Regions from separate parts of the Homo sapiens genome. Here region 2 is linked to region 1. A link is a loop called in an ENCODE intact Hi-C map of the cell type or tissue named here. Cell type or tissue: mammary epithelial cell. All regions are shown on one strand.

Region 1 (8,000 bases):
CATTCGATCTCTCCCCACACCCCCACCACCACACACCCAATGCCCAAACTGTGTTTCTCAAGAAAGGGCTTTTGAAGCCAGGTGTGCAGTGGCCCACGCCTATAATCCCAGCACGTCGGGAGGCCGAGGAGGGAGGATCACTTGAGCCAAGGAGCTCCATGCCAGCGTGAGCAACATAAGGAGACCCTGTCTCTACAAAAAATTGTTTTAAAAGTTAGCTGGGTGTGGTGGTACGTGCTGATAGTACCAGCTACTCAGGAGGCTGAGGCAGGAGGATCCCTTGAGCCCAGGAGTTCAAGGCGCAGTGAGCTATGATGGCACCATTGCACTTCAACCTGGGCAGCAGAGTGAAATCCTGTCTCAAAAAAAATAAAAAATAAAAAGGAAAGAAAAGAAAAAGAAAAAAAGAAAGAAAAAAGATTTTGGTTTACTCATGCAAATAGATACTGAACACCTGTTACATCACAGAGTCTCCAAAAAAGTTTGTTGAATGACTAACAATTCTAGTCTTTCTCCACCATTTTACCAGTGAAAATGAAAGGCATAAACAAGGCTGAGGAGTTAGGAAATTATCAGGAGAACAAAAAGCCAGGAGACACAGCTGGTAAGTGTCTGGAATTATTCTGTAGGCCTTGCGTGTGTGGTATTTCTTGCCTGGGAGTCTTGCTAGAAGCAAGAAGCAGACAAGTGTATATTTTTTATGAAAATGATCTATTTATTTGGGGCATGTGGACTCAGGCCAGATGTGTGCAGGAAGAGAGTCCTGCATAAATTAGTGCCCATCAGATGAGGGCTCAGAGGGTGTGGGGACAGGTAGAAGGTGTGTGGGCTGCAAGGTAGGTGCCAAGTGTAAGCCCTAGACTCGTGAGGGGCCTGAGCATCTCAGCCAGGTCCAGAAAGCAGTGTGCGACCCAAGACCCTGGGAATGTCCCCGTCCCTGCTTACCTTGCTTTTCTGAAAGCGGCTCTGAGGAAGGTCTGTGAGGCAATGCCAGGCTTGCTCAGGAAGCACGATGCTAAGAAGGACCCGGTGCCTTTCAAGGGTGCGTGGCTTCCTGTGAGCACGAGTTATCTCCCTCACCCAACTGTACTAAGTTCAAGTGGGGTTTTTTGATAGAAGTAGGAAGCAGAAAATGATTCTTAGTCATTTCCCAAGACCGAAGGCCAAGAAGATGTGCCAAAAAAAGATTAAGAAAAAAAATGAAGTCATTTTCTTTTTAAAAAAGATTTTTAGTTTTTTTAAAAATACAAAAATGTATTTGTTGGTTTTTAAAAAAGAGATTTTTTTAAAGAAACAGGGTCTCACTCTGTCACCCAGACTGGTGTTCAGTGGTGCAATCATAGCTCACCGTAACCTTGAACTCCTGGGCTCAAGTGATCCTCCTGCCTTAGTCTCCCAAGTAGCTGAGACTAGAGGTGCAAGCCACCATGACTGACTAATTTTAATTTTTGGGGAGATAGGGGTCTTGCTATATTGCCCAGGCTCATCTTGAACTACTGGCCTCAAGCAATCCTCCCACCTCAGCTTCCTAAAGCACTGGGATTACAGGAATCAGCCACTCCTTTTTCGCTTTTTAGTTTAAAAAAAAAAATTCCATTTAACTGGCCATATGCGGTAGCAATGATCTCTACATTTTGGATCAGCAACCTGTTTGCTAGTTTCTCATCATGGATATGCAGGGGCCAGCAATCAAGATGTGCAATGTTCTCCTGACAACTGGGATCTGAGAGGCCAGGGTGAGAAGGAAGGCCAGAGATAGTCAAGAAAAAGGATATTCAAGAAGAGAGAAGAGAAAAATTTGTCCAAATGTATGTGTCTGTGAGTGACTTGGAAGGCATCAGCCAACCACATTCTTTGATTCAATAGTTGACATGGCCTCAAACCAGTGTGAAGTGGCCTGGCAACATAGCTTCAAGTCCTTTTGAGTCAGGAAGACCCCTCACCCAAGCGCCTTCTGCTTGGGGATTGCGGAGCTTCATTGGCAGTGGTCTTGGCTGAGGTCTTGATCTTCACTTTGGATGTGGGTAGCAGTCATAAGCGAGGGGCTGACATGAGCCCTAAGTCTCTCATAGCCTCAGCTTTTTGGCAACTTCCAGATGCTTTCCCTGTGTTTCAACTGTTGCTTAGCTCTTTGATTCAGCTTAAAAGAGCCATAAAGATCATTCTTTCTAAGGAATTGGCATAAATAGAAATTAAAACACTGAGCTAGAATGGTGTTAGGGAACCCCTTCTTTTTTTTCATTATCACTTGCCCCAAGGAGTCTTTTGAGACTTTTTTTCCTAACACTCCCTCATAAAATTTTAATGCTACAAACATACCATATATCTATTTATACAGTGTATGTATATCTGTGCTTTATACATAAAATGAGTATGAAATTTTTCTCCCTCCAAGAGCCAAGTTTTATCTTGGGGGCAATATTGCCTCTACTGAGAATGCACGAGTTAGAGTAGAGAGTAGAGGCACTCAACTCAGGCTCCTTGCCTCCTTGAGGCATACAGCAATATCTGGAGACATTTTAGCTTGGGGTGGGAGGGAGTTACTACTGGCTTTTTTTTTTTTTTTTTGAGAAGGAGTCTTGCTCTGTCACCAGGCTGGAGTGCAGTGGCATGATCTCAGCTCACTGCAACCTCCGCCTCCCGGGTTCAAGCAACTCCCCTGCCTCAGCCTCCCAAGTAGCTGGGACTACAGGCACGCGCCACCATGTCCGGCTAATTTTTTGTATTTCAGTAGAGACGGGGTTTCACCATGTTGGCCAGGATGGTCTTGAACTCCTGACCTCAGGTGATCTGCCTGCCTCAGCCTCCCAAAGTGCTGGGATTATAGGCATGAGCCACCGCACCCAGCCTGCTACTGGTTTCTAATGGGTAGAGTCCAGGAATGCTGCTAAAGTCCTACAATGCACAGGACAGCCCACCACAGCAAAGAGTTGTCTGACCAAGAAGATCAATGGTGCTGAGGTTGAGAAATCCTGAGCTAGAGCAATGAGCTAGAGCAATGTTCCCCAGAGTATAAACTGTGGAACCAGATTCATGGATAGCCTGCAAAAGAGAAATGGGGATGTGTGGTCAGGTAGGTCTAGGGAATGCTGGGCTTGGGTTCAGGTTAAACACAGTTCCATCCTGCAATGCTTCCTGGGGGCCTTCCAATGCTGATATCATCCTGAGCCTCTGGAAGGAGGATTTGCAATGAAAATGTCCCACGTGTATTTGACCAGCTAATCTATGCCCATTATACAGAGTAATTTATAAAATGAACATATTTCCAGAAACATGGGGCCTGAAGAAGTTTCTGCCATTAAATTATAGACTTTGAGGTACAAGTTAGAGAGCTGGCCGGGGGCGAAGTGTGAAGGGCAGGAAAGCACGTGCCGCGGCAGGGACCTGGGCAAGTTCATCTGAGCACAACGCCTACATCTCCATGGGTTCTGCCCTGGGTGGGGGCAGTGTTAAGGTTCTAGAACATACGCTATCTAGAGGTCCAAATCATCATAAATGAGCATTGATCCATATGGGTCTATAGATGATCCCTGGAGAGCCAGTTAGTCCTCCCTTGAGTGAACCTGGCCATGAGACATGCATCCTGGTCCCATGAGTGAGGCAGAGTGTGAGCTCTAGTGGCCCCATTGGTCGAGAGGACTTGCTTTGAGTCTGAGTTTGGATCTCAGTATCACCACTTACTAGCTGTGTAAACCTAAATTTTCTTATCTGTAAAAAGGGATGATAATACTTGAGGACTGTGAGGGAACTAAATGAGCTAATATTTGTAAAGCACTTAGCATAGTGGCTGGTATATACAGGTGTTCAACAACGCAGCAGCAGTGATTAGAAATGAGTAGGATAAATACTATACACAGGAATAGCTTCCTCTCTTGAAATAGCCTAGCCCAGAGCATGCCCTTGGCCATTGCTGGGATCCCAGGAAATATTTGGATTTAGACTTTTTGGGCCACATTCAATTTCCAAGTCAGGGTTCAGGTAAAAAACAGGTTTCAGGTTTCCAAGTTGCAGAGGTTACTGCCCTGGGGACAGTCAGTCTTCAGGTTGGCAAAGTAACAACATTACTGTCCTGGAGAAACACTAAGTAGGTGTCCCTTCAGTAAGGGTTTCAAAATTAAACATCCAAAAAAAAGGACCTCAGCCCCCAAAAAAGAGTCTTTTTCTCCCCCCAAGACGGAGTTTCGCTTTTGTTGCCCAGCCTGGAGTGCAGTGGCACAACCTTGCCTCACTGCAACATCCACCTCCCCAGTTCAAGGGATTCTCCTGCCTCAGCCTCCCAAGTAGCTGGGATTACAGGCGCCTGCCACCACACCTGGCTAATTTTTTTGTATTTTTAGTAGAGATGGGGTTTCACCATTTTGTTCAGGCGGGTCTCGAACTCCTGACCTCAGATGTCCACCCGCCTCGGCCTCCCAAAGTGCTGAGGTTACAGGCATGAGTCACCACTCCCAGCCAGAATCATTGTTTTATTAATGCCCATTTCATAGATGGAGAAGTAGGAACCCAGAGACGGGAGGTGGTATGCTCAAGGCAACCCAGCCAGTGAGGAACACTGTCAGGGCTACACTCACACTCCTGACATTTACATGGACACATGTTCCATTAGGCTTCGTTTCTGAAACCTAAGCAGAAAGGAGCAGGCCAACAAAAGACTCTGCAAAGCCTACCCCAAACCATGTTGGTACACAGTACAGCGCATGCTTCCAACACGAAGGAAAGCTGGAACATGAGACTACAGCGCCCCCTGGTGCATCAAGCCTTATTTCAAGGTCAAAGTCATCAAGGTACATTGCCCAGGCTCTGGCACCATACCAACCCACAGGGACCAGCATATCTGAAATTGTGCCTTCAAGAGGAGCACCACAGGACTCAGCTGCAGAGCTACGGTGATTAGGCCTTCAAACCTGTTATTTACAGCTCAAAATGAGAAGCCTGCCAGGCAGGGCCACACCAGGAGTAACAGGGACAAGGTAACAATGAGCCGGAGCTGTAGGGGCAGTTAATGTATGGCAAGCATGTGAGGTTACTTAGCAGTTTATGTGTGGCAAGCATGTGAGGTTACTTAGGTTTCAAGGGCTTTCTGCCCATTGGCTATTTTGAATAATTTTGTGTGTTCAGAGCAAAGGGGCTGTCCCTAGTGCCTGGTACCTGGCCTCAGGGCAATTAGGGCTAATGCATAGTGGCCCCTGAGTATGAGGGTCTGATAAGAGAAGTGATTGGGGTGTGAACTTAGCTGTTCAAAAAGGGGAACTGACTGGCCTTTAGCCAGCGCCTTAAAACTGGTTCAAGACAGCATTTAAAAACCAACAACAACTATATTACAGAGGAGGTCCGAATAAACAGACAAAACTTTGGTAAGGAAATAGAAGACTGCAAACAACTAAATTACTAGTTAATTTTTTAAAAGATAACTAAAAATTCCTACACATTTGGAAATTAGACAACACATTTTCATGTGACCTGAATGTCAAAGAAGATACAACAATGGAAAACAGAAAACACATATAAGTGAATAAAAATAAAATATCACTCATCAATGTTGTGGTGGGTAGCTAAATTGGGCCATAGAAAAATTAAGACTTTAAATGGTTTTTTTGGTTTGTTTGCTTGCTTGCTTTGAGACGGAGTCTTGCTCTGTCACCCAGGCTAGAGTGCAGTGGCACCATCTCGGCTCACTGCAACCTCCACCTCCTGGGTTCAAGTGATTCTCCTGTCTCAGCCTCCAGAGTAGCTGGGACTACAGGCCAGCAACACCATGCCCTGCTAATTTTTGTATTTTTAGTAGACACAGGGTTTCAACATGTTGGTCAGGCTGGTCTCAAACTCCTGACCTCAAGTGATCCACTCCCCTCGGCCTCCCAAAATGCTGGGATTACAGGCGTGAGCCACCATGCCTGGCCTTAAATGTTTATAATTAAGAGAATGTTTAAATGTTTATGTTTAAGAGAAGAAAGACTAAAAATTAATGACTTGTTTAACTAGAAAAAGAATCAGTAATTTTCTAGAAAATTTCCAAAGAAAAAAATAATAAATAAGTTTAAAAAAAAAAGAAAGAAAGAAAAGGAAGCAGTAGGAAAAAGAAGAGCAGAATAAATTCAAAGGAGGTGTAAGGAAGAAAACAATAAATGTAAGAGCAGCTGGGCGTGGTGGCTCATACTGTAATTCCAGCTACTCAGGAGACTGAGGCATGGGAGGATCGCTTGAGGCCAAGAGTTCCGGGGTAACATAGCGAGATTCCATCTCTTAAAAAAAAAGAAAAAAAAAGAAAAGAAAACAGTCCGGGCACAGTGGCTCACGCCTGTAATCCCAGCACTTTGGGAGTCTGAGGCAGGCAGATCACCTGAGGTCGGGAGTTTGAGACCAGCCTGACCAACATAGAGAAACCCCGTCTCTACTAAAAATACAAAATTAGCCAGGCATGGTGGCGCATGCCTGTAATCTCAGCCACTCAGGAGGCTGAGGGAGGAGAATCACTTTAAGCCAGGAGGCAGAGGTTGCGGTGAGCCAAGATCACGCCATTGCACTCCAGCCTGGGCAACAAGAGCGAAACTCCATCTCAAAAAATAAAAAGAAAAGAAAAGAAAATGAAAAAAAAAATGACACATATAAGAACAGAAATCAAAAGTAAAATAAGCCCACTAAAGTATTTGGAAACACTAATGTAATTGGCATACCTCTAGGAAGATAGGCAAAGAAGCAGAAGAGAGAAAAAAGGAAACTTAAAACTGCAAATACAGACTAGCGATTAGAAACAAAAACTAGGCCGGGCGCGGTGGCTCACGCCTGTAATCCCACCACTTTGGGAAGCCAAGGCTGCTGGATCACCTGAGGTCAGGAGTTCAAAGCAAGCCTGACCCACATGGCGAAACCCCGTCTCTACTAAAAATACAAAACTTAGCTGCGCATGGTCGCAGGCACCTGTAATCCCAGCTACTCAAGAGGCTGAGGCAAGAGAATCGCTTGAACCTGGGAGGCGGAGGTTGCAGTGAGCGGAGATCTTGCCACTGCACTCCATCCTGGGTGACAAAGTGAGACCCTGGGTCAGAAAAAAAAAAAAAAGAAAAGAAAAGAAAAGGAAAGAAACCACTTATCAGTAGTTTAAATGCATTGCACAAAATCAAACTAACAGAAGATGATTTTACAGGCAAATTCCATCAAACATTCAAGGTACATATAGTAATCCTCCCTTATCCTTGGGAGATACGTTCCAAGACCCCTAGTGGGCACCTGAAACCACAGATAGTGCCAAACCCTATGTATAGTACTATATTTTTTCATCAGGTAACTCAGATGACTACTCCATGATTAATGGGCAGGTAACATATGCAGTATGGATATGCCGGACAAAGGGATGATTCACATCTCCTGTGGGATGACTAAGATTCCAACATGCTACTCAGAATGGCATGCTACTTAAAACTTAAAGAATTGTTTATTTCTGGAATTTTCTTTTCTTTTCTTTTTTTTTGAGACAGAGTCTTGCTCTGTTACCCAGGCGGGAGTGCAATGGCACGATCTCGGCTCAGTGAAACCTCTGCCTCCCGGGTTCAAGGGATTCTCCTGCCTCAGCCTCCTTAGTAACTGGGATTACAGGCGCCCGCCACCATGCCCAGTTAATTTTTGTATTTTTTAGTAGAGACGGGGTCTCACCATGTTGCTCAGGCTGGTCTCAAACTCCTGACCTCAGGTGATCCGCCCGCCTTGGCCTCCCAAAGTGCTGAGATAACAGGCGTGAGCCATGCACCCCGCCTGGAATTTTCAATTTAATATTTTTGGACCATAGTTGACCTCATCTACCTGAAACTGAGGAAAGCAATAAGGGGGAATTTCTGTAAAATTCTGATCTCATGCATATTTTTCCCCCAGAAATACAAAAAATAACACACTAAACTCTGATTGCCGGGCGCGGTGGCTTGAGCCTGTAATCCCAGCACTTTGGGAGGCTGAGGCGGGCAGATCACTTGAGGTCAGGAGTTTGAGACCAGCCTGGCCAACATGGC
Region 2 (8,000 bases), 840 kb before region 1:
CCCGCTTTAGCCTCCCAAAGTGCTGGGATTACAGGCGTGAGCCACTGCACCCGGCCTATTTTACCACAATTTATAAAAATTTTTGTTTATTTTAATTAAGCTATTCTATGTTAAAATAAGTAGCCACCCTTGGCTGATGCATAAAGAAAAAATTAGAGGAAGGAAAGAATGGAGGCAAGGAGGCAAATCATGAGACCATTTCAGAAATCAAGACGAAATCAGGAAAGCTAACATTAGCAAGAGTGAACCAAACTGATAATATCTTTGAGTTTAAAACTGAAGAATTTACCAATGAACTGCATAGGAAAGTAAAGAAAAGAGAGTGGTCAAGATAGGTCCTGGTTTTGGGGCCTGAACATCTGAGTGGTTAGTAGAATCATTACCAGTTGATAACCCATGGAAGAGGGTGGGGGATGGGTGGTGTCTTGTAGGTTGGTTGACAGGACTGACCCATTGGGAAGATAACGAAGAAGCAAAGTATATGAAAAGAGGAGAAAGGGTAACCAGAGGAGGGAGGATACAAAGGGAGTGATTAGCCATCAGAAAGATGAGGGACATGACATTTGTTGAGGCAGATGGCGGAGAAAAGAAAGTTAACATAGATGTGGTTAGTTTTGTGGCATTGACCAAAGGAAGATTAAGGTGATACTATCTGATGGCTTGGAATGAAAACCAAACTCCCTGCCACAACATGATGATCTTTCTCTGCAACTTCATATTTTGCCTCTTGTTCCTCATTTGTTACCACTGAGTCACAATGGTCTTTTTAGTTTCTCAAACACACCAAGATCTTTCTTGCCTCATGTGACCTAGAATGTTTTCTCCCTTTCTTCATATCTCAGTTGAAAGGTCTCCTCTCCTCATCATCATACTATCTAAAGTAGATTCCCTCCCTTGTTAACCTCTAGCGCAGCCATTAGTTCCTTCATAACACTTACCCTAACTTGCAAGTATTTTGTTTGTTGATATAATTTTTATCTGACTTCCCCACTAAAATGTAAGCTCCATGAGGGCAAAAATTGTGTGTTTTGTATACTGATGCATCTCTAGCACTTGGTATAGCAGGCATTCAATAAATATCATTAAATAAGTTTCACCCTTGTAAAAAAAAAAAATATATATATATAAAATATATTCTCTACTTCCAAAATAACACACTTTCACCAACAACAAGCACTCCAGCTAATTAGGCAATAGGCCAATAAGCAAAGAATTATGGTATATTAGTCAAGATTGGCTAGCTTATGTTCTGACAATAAACAATTTCAAAATCTCAGTTTCAATTTTAAACTCAAAGATACTAATAAACATTTGTTCTTTGCTCACACAAAGTCTAATATGGAACAGGCTTAGAGTTGTCCTCCAACCAGTGTCTGAGCAATCCAGACCACTTTGATCTTGTAACTCTGCCATCCCAACATGAGATTCCACTTTCACTGCAGAAGAGGAAATCTGTAGCATCATGCAGCAGCTTGTCACTACCTCAGCCCTCCTACTTCCACTTGCATTTCACTAGCTAGAACCTTTCACATGGCTCCACCAAACTGCAATGGGACTGGGAAGGGAGAATCAGATATTAGGGAGCATTTATAATGCCTTCCAAGGGTGTGTTTCACTGCTTCCAAACTTGCTTATGATGATGTTTTTCATTTATGTAATGAAATGCCATATGTTCTTAGTGTGTATTCTCAGCATAACGAGTACATTTGGAGAATATTAAGTCAGTGGACTTTCCTTCTTGAAAATTCCTGGTTCTGGGCCTATCATTAACCCCACTGATTGAACCAGTGGAAATAGTTGCCTCTTCGAATGGAGAGAACCCTGCTGAAGGCAGCTTTGAGTTTCAAAATAGTGTGTTTCAAGTCCACATGGAGACGATAGCCTGAAAGTAAGCACTTATGATTTTTGGAGGAGTCTTTGTTATTAAGGAGAAAAGAGGCTTACAGAAGTCAGATTCAGAAGACTGTAGTATTTTTACAATAAATGAGAGTAAACAGTATAAGGATTTGATGTAAGGGAAGTTCCTGCAGTGCAAGAAAGAAAGTCCTTTTGGTGCTGAGCGGAACAGTCTAAGAGAGAAAAGGTGAAGAACAAAAGGAAAATGTAAATGTGGTATTCACACTTCCCTACTCCACACTCAGGATAAACCTAGAGTATGAGGTAGAGGCGGGAATCTAGAGGGGAGGAAGCATAGAATAGGAACACCCAAATAGACTTGATGAAACAAAAAACATCAAGGATGGCTCCCGTGTCACCTGGGAAGACACACTTCATGTAAGGAATGGAAAAAAGGCAATGGTAAGGGACAGGGGCCCTGGATTTTTTACAACATGCGATAGAGAACTATTTGTCTCCTTAATTTATTTAACTTTAAAAAATAATAATGAATGAAAGAAAAATTACCCATTTTTCAAATATGGGTGTGTAAGTTTTTTCCACTTTGTACAAAAAATTTTAAAGAAACGAAAACTGCTGAACACCTTATATTCAGAATTACTCCCTGTATAAGCCCATTCCAATTCCATATACTGCTGATTAAATTTCCATCAGTTGGCAGTTCTCTAATATCAGTTTCACTGCTATTTAACTAACTACTGCCCTTTGCTACCAGTGTCTCTCTTGGATGAGAGTCACTTTACTTGAATAAGATAACTTCTGAGAATAAATCTATGCACTATTTTGGAAGAATTGCTCTATAGAGTAAAAAATAATTCTGGATAATTGAAAGTTATCTTGTGAGTATCTGGACATTAAGGATACATTTCAAGACTCCTGTTTTCACTAAAATCCAATATTTGTTTAAGCACTTCAAGTTAAAGAGGAGCACCTTCCCCTTTCACCCTGACTATCGTTGTTAATTCGTTTTTGAAGCTATATAAGAACGTTTCTTTAATCGGTTTTCCCTTAGGCATACATTAGCTCTCTGTTCAAGACTTAGTAGCAGAGAGTAGTAAGTAAATGGTTATTAGTGGTTCTTCATATAAAACACATTTGAGTTTCTTAGAAGAAAACTATGCATAAAGATTACTTTCAGATATCATGTCTGTAGTTCGTTAATAGAGAAGTTTCTCTGAACGTGTGGAACACTGTAATAAGATAAATAAATTTTTAAAAAGAAAAAGTAAGCATATATACAAAATGTATGTAATTTCATTTGTCTTCACTTATTTAATATTTATAACCATACATTAAATGAAAACCAAATCCTACAAGCTTCATGGTACAAAGTTTTGGTAATACTTGGATGACCAGACTAAGTTATTCAGCAGATATTTTTTGAGCTTATACTGTGTGCCAAACAAAATGTAGTTCAAGAGAATTCTATGACCAATCTATTAATCTATTGTATATATTTACAGAGGTCTTTAATCCACCCTTATATAAGGTAGTTCAGCAAACAGTTCATAGGAGGAGGTCTAGGAAAGCAGTTAAGGAAAGTCCTAAAATGGCAGCTCTGCAGCAAGCAGAAAGTACAACTAGCCCAGAATAAGGAGAGGGTGGAGGGGCGCAGGAGGAAGATCCAATAGAGGGAAAAAAAAGGTTGAAGGGATTAGATAGAATAAAAACCACCAGGGTTCTCGTTGGAAAAATTATTCTTTTCCCTTTGTAATTAACAACTAATTTGTGGGAATATAATTCGAGGCTATTAAACATACTGTTCCACATTAAACTTTCTTCCACTAGTTTTAGCATACTTCGATGATTCTTCCATGAATCTAATATTTCTGTGATGATTGCAAAATGGTAATTTTCTTATCCATTATTCTGCCTATATCTATTAGCTGACATTATTCTAGAAAGAAGAATTTTCTTTTCTCCCTTATTTATTCATTTATATGTTTATACCAGCATGGACCCATAGATTTTTATTTAATTTGGTAGATTATAATCTGTTATTATTATTTATTTTGACGCTCAGATTGTCCAAGATTTGACTGATATGAACACCCTCAAGCTGGCTCCTGTGTTCTTTTTCTTCCAATATTTTCTTTTCTTTTCTTTTCTCTTCTTTTCTTTGTTTTTTTGTTTTGTTTTTTTGAGACAGGGTCTGGCTCTTTTGCCCAGGCTGGAGTGCAGTGGTGCAGTCATGGCTCACTACACCCTCAACCTTCCAGGCCCAGGCTCAAGCAATTATCCTACCTCAGCCTCCCAAGTAGCTAGGACTACAGGTGCACACTACCATGCCCGGCTAATTTATTTGTTTATTTTTTGTAAAGACGGAATATCCCTATGTTGCCGAGGCTGGTCTCAAACTCCTGGACTCCAGGGATTCTCCTGCCTCAACTTCACAATTCATTTTTAAAATTTCAGCCACAGCATAGAGTTTTGCAATAAACACTCACCTACCCACCACCTAGATTCTAACATTAACATTTTACTATGCATGCTTTATCTCACATTTGTCCATCTAATCTTCCCTCTATCCACCCATAAATCTACCTTGCTTTTTGGATCCATTTCATAGTAAGTTGCAGTCATCAGAAAGGAAAAGTAAAATAAGTAAATTTATTGGTAAATAGGCAATTGATGGGAGTCAAAAGATATTTAAATGATATCAATGAATGTCACTTAAAGTTAAAAAATCGAATAGCAGAAGGAGGTAAAGAAAAAAGGAAGTAAAGAAAAAGACTTTTAAAATGACTCACAAAAGAAAACCCAATGTGATAGATTATAAAATTGGCCACAAACTCTTCCTCTCCCTTTATCATGATTTTGCAGTGTGACATTGCAGATCTTCCCACCAGGAAGTGGAGTCTTTTTCTGCACCCTTTAAGTCTAGGTCGTTGATGTGAGCTGCTTTGGCCAATGGGGCATTAGCAGTTGTGATGCAAGCAGACACTTCAGTCATCAGGGTTTGTCCTCTCTTACTGCACTTGCAACCCCGTGACCTCCATGTGTACCGTCTTGCCTGCTGGATTATGAGAGACGTGGTTGAGTCACTCTCCTAGCCCTAACCAACAGTCTGCTAATTGTCAGACATATGAACAAGGCTATCTTAGATCATCCAACAACCAGGCAACACCCTAGATGACCTCAGACACAGAAGCAAGCACCTGAGAGATCAACTGAGCCAATCTAGACCAGAACTGTTAAGCCAACCTACAGAATTATGAGCTAAATAAATGGCTGGTTTTTAAGTTTTGGCATGGTTTGTTATGCAACAGAAGCTAACTGATACACTATCATTATGGTACATGCAAGCAACATACCTAAAACAAAATGATTCAGAAAGGCTAAATAGAAAGGAATAGACAGACATACTAGGTGCTGTGGACTGAATGTGTACCCCCAACAGTCACTTCTTGAAATTCAGTTCCAAATGCGATGGTATTTGGAGGTGGGACCTTTGGAAGGTAATTAGATTGTGAGCACAGAGCCCTCATGAATAGGATTAGTGCCCTTCTAAGAAGAGACGCAACAGCACTTGCTTCCTCTCTCACTCTGCTATGTGAGGATACAGTAAAAAGGTGTCTATATGCAAAGCAGTAAGAGGGCACTCACCAAAACCCAATCATGCTGGTACCCTGCTCTTAGACTTCACATCCTCCATAACCGTAAGAAATAAATGTTGTTGAAGCCACCCAATCTATAACAGCTTGAACTAACTAAAACACCAGACAAATGGAAACAATAGGAGTGCAGGGTCGTTCTTTTGATATCAGACAATTCAGACCAAAAAGGCTTAAATGTAATTAAGGACATTTCATAATGCTAAAGGCTAAAATTATCCAGAAAAAAAAATGTAGCTAAAAGCCACAATAAAGATAAGAGTTTGAAATATCAAACTTTTGTATCAGCTAACCCAAAATATCTGTGTACCAAGTAACACAGCAACCACCATCATAAAAAAGAAACTATGGGATTACATTTCCAAGTAATAATTTCTTATCTTTGGCCAACTCTGTGAGTAGCTAAGGGAATTTTAAAAAGTGTTACTCAGGGATGATCCAAAGAAGATACATTTGGAAGCAAGATAGGTGGATTAAGTCTGTGCTGAATAATAATTTGTCATACCTCATTATAAGAGATGTGGCCATGGCCAGGCGTGGTGGCTCACACCTGTAATCCCAACACTTTGGGAGGCCGAGGAGGGCAGATCTCTTGAAGTCAGGAGTTTGAAACCAGCCTGGCCAACATGGTGAAAACCCAATTCTAATAAAAATACAAAAAAATTAGCCGGGCGTGATGGCAGGCGCCTGTAATCCCAGCTACCGAGGAGGCTGGGGCAGGAGAATCACTTGAACCCGGGAGGCAGAGGTTGCAGTGAGCTGAGATTGTGCACTACTGCCTGGGTGACAAAGCGAGACTCCGTCTCATAAAAAAGAGAGAAAGAGAGAGATGGCCTTGTAAAATTACAGGACAGAAGGACAGATGGGAAAATATGTATCTTCTACCTTGTGGTTAGGCTGTACTCTATGAAAATTAATATTTGTCCTTGGGAGATGGTGATTCAGCAGTCCCCTGCAGCACAGTCAGGAGAGCAAAGAAGTTCATTGATGACTCACAAGAGAAGTGAGTTCCTTCACCTGTCCTTTACTTTTTGGTGAAACCTGGATAAAGTTCCCCACGTTCTCCACCCTAACTTGGAATATAAGAGAACTCCTCTACTCTCACCCAGCACAGTCTCCCCCAGAGTATTATTCTAGCTTACTTGTTATTAAATGGGTAATTTTGCTCTCCAGTGGTCATTTTTGGTTGTCACAACTTGGTGGGAGAGGATGCTACTAGCCTCTAGTGGATAGAAGCTAGAGATGCTTCTAAACATTCTACAATGCACAGGACAGTCTCTCATAGCAAAAATATTATCCAGCCCTAAATGTCACTAGTACTAAGGGTAAAATTCGCTTGAAAAGCATATTACTCAGAACAGGCTCCAAATTTTGAGAAATATACCGCTAGGGGTATAGTCTGATCTATTTGGAAGGGGTGGGTTGTTCAGAGAATGAATAAAGTCTTGCTTTGAAAGGTGAGAAGAAGGAAGCATTGTTGCAGAGATATTGGCTCCTAAGAATAGGGGAGAAAAATAAGGAAGTGGAGTACATCAATGAGGGGTGAACTTCCAGAGGAATTTTCCATTAAACTAAAGAGAAATTTACTGCCATTTTCTTTATTGACCCCACCCTCATTAAAGGCAGAATGAAGGAACAAGACAGCAAAGAATGTGACTGGCCCCATGGAAAGGAAGTTGTATCCTATCCTGGGGACTCTGTCCAGATGTTCCAGGTGGTGACAAACAGCAACATAATATAGTGGTTTATGCAGACTTCTTCACACATGTGAGGAGCAAGCTTGGAAGTTCAAAGGGTTTGATGTAAGTTGCTCTGTCTGGTAGGCATTGTGGTTCTTCTACCTCCAATATACTTTCACCCATTCACCCCTCTCTGAAGTTAGTATCCTCCTGATCTCACCCTGGGTGTCCTCGCCTCTCCCTCTTTGTTCTTTGTCTTAAGCCTTAAGGGATAAGAATGTGGCTCAGGCCTTAGATCATTATCATAATCCCGTCCTCAAGCCCCAGTAGTACAGAAAAAAAAAAAATGACCCAATTCTGACTATAGAGATGTAAAAAGAGGTTTGCCAGAGATAACAGAGAAGGAAGCTTCTTAGCTCTTTTGAGGGAATTTCTGAAAGTTACCCCACTCTCTAGATGTGGCTGAAAAAAAGTATCTCTGTGTATTAGGGTTCTTGCACACAATAGAAATGAACTGTGGATAATTTAAGCAGAAAGCAAATTTATTAAAGGATATCAATGAGTTCATAGACTCTCTGGAAGACCAGAGAATCCGGCTTCAGGGCCACACAACAATTTATCCTATTGTAGAACTGCTCCAAAGAAAACACCACCATTGCTCCCAATGAGCACAAATACCCCACTGGCAAGGGTGCTGGTCCCTAGGGACTTTCACCTGAACTTCTGCAACTGCTGCTTCTGGAGCTAGTACTGCCACTCTTGCCAGGAGGGTTTCTGCATGGTGATTGCATCTTCATGTCACCAGATTTCA

What was found. A loop is a pair of places that touch in the nucleus more often than their neighbours do. Peaks named below come from ENCODE experiments on the same cell type or tissue, not always from the same donor. Only the 100,000 strongest peaks of a DNase experiment are listed, where the experiment ranks them.
Region 2: it touches region 1 in a loop (15-fold over the local background); 18 of 110 quality-filtered maps call a loop at or near these places.

What each region holds. Positions count from the first base shown.
Region 1 is chr3:32,944,636-32,952,635 of GRCh38, reverse strand. It overlaps CCR4 (C-C motif chemokine receptor 4), which reads right to left and starts at 992. Exons shown (of 2, transcript NM_005508.5): 1 at 946-992. In mammary epithelial cell, CTCF peaks have their summits at 4,748 (motif pointing left) and 7,207; DNase peaks (open chromatin) are centred at 4,725 and 7,325.
Region 2 is chr3:33,788,783-33,796,782 of GRCh38, reverse strand. PDCD6IP-DT (PDCD6IP divergent transcript) reads left to right here. Exons shown (of 2, transcript NR_183731.1): 2 at 1-3,139. Among named protein-coding and RNA genes, the nearest start is that of PDCD6IP-DT, 5.7 kb to the left of the region's middle. RefSeq lists an enhancer at 6,637-7,534. In mammary epithelial cell, no CTCF peak of the experiment used is centred here; DNase peaks (open chromatin) are centred at 4,912 and 6,482; H3K27ac peaks cover 2,533 bases.